2 separate regions of the Mus musculus genome follow, and region 1 is linked to region 2. The links are chromatin loops, found by intact Hi-C in ENCODE. Cell type or tissue: left cerebral cortex. All regions are shown on one strand. Region 1 overlaps Fbxo3 (F-box protein 3). Region 2 overlaps Hipk3 (homeodomain interacting protein kinase 3).

Region 1 (2,500 bases), 380 kb after region 2:
TCCACATTAGCCCTAAGTTCTCAAAGACACTGCTTTAATTAGGCTAATTCCATGCCCCCAGGAAAATGCTTTCACTGAATTGAAGAACCAACAATAGAAGGACTACATAAATAAATGCAAAAACAGCGGAAGCAACTATCTTTGATCAAATAAATATCCATTTGGCAGACACTTTCTAGATTGAGTGTCATGAAAAACTGCTGAAGAACTCATTCATTCATTCATTCATTCATTCATTCATATAAACCTATACAACACAATTCTGGTTTTCTATAGCTTCTAAAAAGCTCAAAACAAAATGTCGCCAACTACTGGAATTATACTTTAATTTGTTTCTAGAGGCTAACATTTTCTTCCTCTAGGAGTCTGTCTCTATTTTCATGCTAAGTACCTTGTAAGGGCAGGAAGTTATTTCTATTTTAATAAAGTCTTAATTTTAAGCAGGATCTAAGTAAAAACAAATATCTAAACTATGCTTGGAGCGATGGGTTATCTTTCTGCCTAAGCACAGAACATTCCTAACTACAGTAAATTGAAGCATTTTATAGTTAATCAAACATGTAATACTATGTGTGACACATAAGAGCACTCCATAAATATTATATTTTAAAATTTAACATAGATAGCCCACATGAAATTTTAAATACATGGTTTTCTGTTTGGCAATGGACTAACTTCTAGATTACATTACAAATCTAAAATTGAGCTTTGACAATTCCAACCTAGTAGTCTAGTCCCTGCAGTATCTGAAACAATCATTTATACTCAGGACACATGCAAAAAAAGAAAAAAACCCAAAAATCATAACCTGCCAAAGTCCTTGTGAACACTGTATTATAGAAAATTTATTAACTTTTCTGAAAACTTCATCAAGGAACTATTTTTCAAAGTGTGCCTTAGCCAGATGGTAAGGTGGCCCAGTGGATAAAGGCATTTCTTGCCAAACCTAACAACCTGAGTACCACCCCCAGGATCCACATGATAGGAGAGAACCAACTCCCACAGGACACTACCCACACATGCACACACAATAAATTATAATTGTAATTTAGAACATTTAAGCGTACTTTAGAGCTAGGGAGGTAGTTCAGTGGCATAAACATAAGGACTGATGTTTGGAGCCTCAGAACCTACTTAAATATTGGGTGGGCATGGTTGCCTGCTTATAAACCCCATACTCATAGATAGCTGATCTAGATGTATGGGCAAACTCTAGATTAACTGCAAGACCTGCTTCAAAAACTAAGATGGGTGGTGACAGAGGAAGACAGATGTCAACTTCAGGCCTCTGCATACACATGTACCCACACATATGCGATCATACACACTAAAAAAGAAATATAATTTTTGTTGGTTATGTTTTTCCAGATAAGATTTCTCTGTGTAGTTCAGCTGTCCTAGAACTCGCTCTGTAGCCCAGACCAGGCCAGCCTCAAACTCAGAGATTTGCTTGCCTCTGCCTCCCCAATATTGGGATTAAATGAGTAGGTCACTACCACCTGACTTTTTTTTTAATTAAAAAATAAATAAAAATAACCCTTAAATGCACTTCATGGCTGGGCTGTAGCTCAGTGGTAAGAGTACTTGCCAAACATGGACAAGGCTCGAAGTTTGATTCATAGGACCATAAAACAAAATAAAAACCAAACCCATAAAATTCATTTCACAGATCATGTCCAAATGGAGCAACAACAACCAGCCATAGGATGGTGGCACTTGAAACACCAAGAGTCTTACGATTCGGATATAAGATGGTTGAAGACTTGTTTGGTTCTTTCTCTACCAGGCCACCATAAAGTGAACAGCTTTGCTATGTGGCATTAGTCTACACTTCTAGGACATTCTGCCTTATCACACTTGGGCCCAGAAATGAGTGAGTCAAGTGGCCATGGGCTGTAGGCTCTGAAAGTCCTGGTTCACCAAAGTTGATTCCTCGGGGGGTTTTGTCATGGAAACACACTGACTAGCACACAGTCCCACTTACAACTCTCACCTGATTCGGTATGTGAAGAAATAGTGTGGCGGATGCACAGAGCTGAGTTCTGGCAGAAACGATGTGGACACTGAAACTGTAATATCTCCAGTTGTTGCCACACATTCTGGATCATGAATATATCTAGCAAAGAAGAAAATTAAACATGTTTAAATCAACTAGCTTCAATTCTTACAAGGTTTAGAGAATAAAGTACATTTTTCTTCTTACCTATACTTTAAAACTTTAAGTCATATTTGATATAACCCAATTGAACTTTAGCTTTATAATAGTGGAAAACCTTGGTGCCCCTGGTTCAGTATAGACAGCCATCATGGTCAATGATTCAAACCATGGATCAGCAACCAATTTTGAAACCAACTAAGGCTTCTCTGGGTTTTTCAGTGCTATAAAAATTGGGGAGACTTTTGAAAACTAACTATACTGTTTGGTGACTATGGACTATGAAAATATGAAGAATGTAAACATACTGAGCCTCTTATGACCTATACTTAACCTACTGTTTCT
Region 2 (2,500 bases):
GTTTCTCTATGTACCTGGCTGTCCGGGAACTCGCTCTTTAGACCACCTGCCCCTCCTCCTGAGTGCTGGACTGTAGGCGTGCGCCACCACCACTCTGCACACTTGCTTGGTTTTAACTGCACTGTATCATGGGCATGAGCTGTATACTTTATGATTTCTTGCTCAGGTCTTCTCATAGTCTCTGCTGGCAAGTAGATTCCTTGGTCTCACAGACTCTTGCTCCTGTGTCAAGACAGTGACAGGGCTTCCCACCTGCACTGCAGTGTATTTTATGCAGATATGGAACAGCAGTGCTTTTCAGAGCCTATCTTCTATATATAGCATGAATGAAGAGACAGGAGATAAATTTCAGCATGACAGGACTTTTTTTTTTTTAATTTGGCTTACAATTGCTAAAGAATAACTTTGTGCATTTGTTAGTAAATATATTAATGGCTTAAATGTAGTGTCTGCCCTAGACATGATCTTAGCATCTCTAGAAACTCTAAGTACTAGTTCTTTTGTTTGTCTGTTTGATTTGCTTTTGAATTTGGAGACACTGTGTGGCTTTGCATAGCCCAGGACAGCCTTAAACCTGGAAGTCCCACTGCCTCCACCACACAGTGCTGGGATTTCAGAGGTGTTCTGCCGTACCCAACTCTTCAAATATTAAAGCAATTCTAATCAATTATTTTTCTTAACTGTACTATAAAAGTTTTGATCTTAACCAACTATTGAATTTGACCAAAAAGGTGAAGGGAAGGGAATAGAGAAGATATAGAGAAATGCTTGGCATACTCTTTAGAAAGGATGGAGTATTTTGACATCAGTATCTGAGACAAAATATCACAAGATAGGAAATACCTTTACTAATAGATTACTTTCTTAATTATCCTTATGTAGAAATGGACGTAATCTGAATCAAAATTTAAACCATTCATACATTTAAAATAATTTTTTAAGTTATGCAAGATAATTTTTTCTCCTATTGGATGACTGTTGTATTTCCTAGGTATTCCTGCAGCACATGGTAAACCCACCAGTTATTCCATAAGGGTAGACAATACAGTTCCGCTTGTAACTCAGGCCCCAGCTGTGCAGCCTCTGCAGATCCGACCTGGAGTCCTTTCACAGGTTGGTCACAATTTACTCTTTTACACTTGTGCTCTCCTCCTTTAACATAAATACAAGTCACATGTCAGCCGGTTCTTCTGGAAGGAATGGAAGGATCTGGTGGAGGGTTCCGTCCTTTCTTGCAGGCTGTGGCCTTTAGCTTTTGTAGTTACGAGCAACTGTTTTGAATTTGGGGTGTATTATTTGTAACTTTGGGTTTTTTTTTTTTTTGGATGCAGCAGACATGGTCTGGTCGAACACAGCAGATGCTAATACCTGCCTGGCAGCAGGTAACACCCATGGCTCCTGCTGCCGCAACACTAACTTCTGAAGGCATGGCTGGTTCTCAGAGGCTTGGAGACTGGGGGTAAGTCCAAAACAGGAGCTTCTCTATGGATAATATGCAAAACAGATCCCAGTAAAAAGGAGATTCAATTTTTTTAAACTTGCTCCATAGGAAAATGATTCCACACAGCAATCATTACAACTCGGTGATGCCACCGCCTCTTCTAACCAACCAGATCACATTATCAGCCCCTCAGCCTATCAGCGTGGGCATTGCACATGTTGTCTGGCCTCAGCCTGCCACTACCAAGAAAAATAAGTTGTGCCAGAACAGGTTGGTATTCACTTTAATCTGCATTTTGAAATTAGATTTTAAAATAAAATTTGCATGTACACCAAAGGGTCACTCAGTTGTGTTCAAAAATGGCCCTTTTTGTAGCTCTGACACAAACACTAAGCTGGCTCCCTTCTCAATTTCCCAGAGGTATTTTGGTAAGACTAATGGAATGGGAGCCAGGAAGAGAGGAAATAAATGCTTTCCGTTGGTAAGACTGACTTTATTGAACTTTTGTCTTAGGATTTATTATCTACCTGTAATAGAGCAACTGTAGACATTTGGATACCGATATACAGCAAAAGTATGTCAATGCAGACTACAGCAGTGTTCCAGAGAGCACATTCTATAATCCACAGAACTCTTGATATATCAGTGTGTTAAATCCATGGACCAAGTGAAAGTTTGCTGTTTGGTTTGACAGAATATTTTCAAGAAATATGATTTCTCTATTGTGACTATAGAGATTACAAATTATTTCTTTGGTTGCAGGAGTAATTCATTGCAGAACACCAATATCCCACATTCAGCATTTATTTCTCCAAAGATAATCAGTGGGAAAGAGGTTGAGGAAGTAAGTTGTGTAGACACACAGGACAATCATACCTCAGAAGGAGAGGCCGGAACTTGCCGTGAAGCGTCTGTCAGACAGGATTCTTCAGTCTCAGACAAACAGCGGCAAACCATCATCATTGCCGACTCCCCGAGTCCTGCCGTGAGTGTGATCACCATTAGCAGTGACAGCGATGATGAAGAGACCTCACCCAGACCTTCACTCCGAGAGTGAGT

Evidence for each region. Hi-C counts contacts between places; a loop is a spot of excess contacts. Peaks named below come from ENCODE experiments on the same cell type or tissue, not always from the same donor. Only the 100,000 strongest peaks of a DNase experiment are listed, where the experiment ranks them.
Region 1: it touches region 2 in a loop (4-fold over the local background); 8 of 42 quality-filtered maps call a loop at or near these places.

What each region holds. Positions count from the first base shown.
Region 1 is chr2:104,050,750-104,053,249 of GRCm38, reverse strand. It overlaps Fbxo3 (F-box protein 3), which reads right to left. Exons shown (of 11, transcript NM_212433.1): 8 at 1,994-2,116. Among named protein-coding and RNA genes, the nearest start is that of Cd59b, 19 kb to the left of the region's middle. In left cerebral cortex, no CTCF peak of the experiment used is centred here; a DNase peak (open chromatin) is centred at 1,023.
Region 2 is chr2:104,433,549-104,436,048 of GRCm38, reverse strand. It overlaps Hipk3 (homeodomain interacting protein kinase 3), which reads left to right. Exons shown (of 16, transcript NM_010434.2): 9 at 992-1,113; 10 at 1,332-1,459; 11 at 1,550-1,711; 12 at 2,204-2,494. Among named protein-coding and RNA genes, the nearest start is that of Mir1902, 5.9 kb to the right of the region's middle. In left cerebral cortex, no CTCF peak of the experiment used is centred here; no DNase peak of the experiment used is centred here.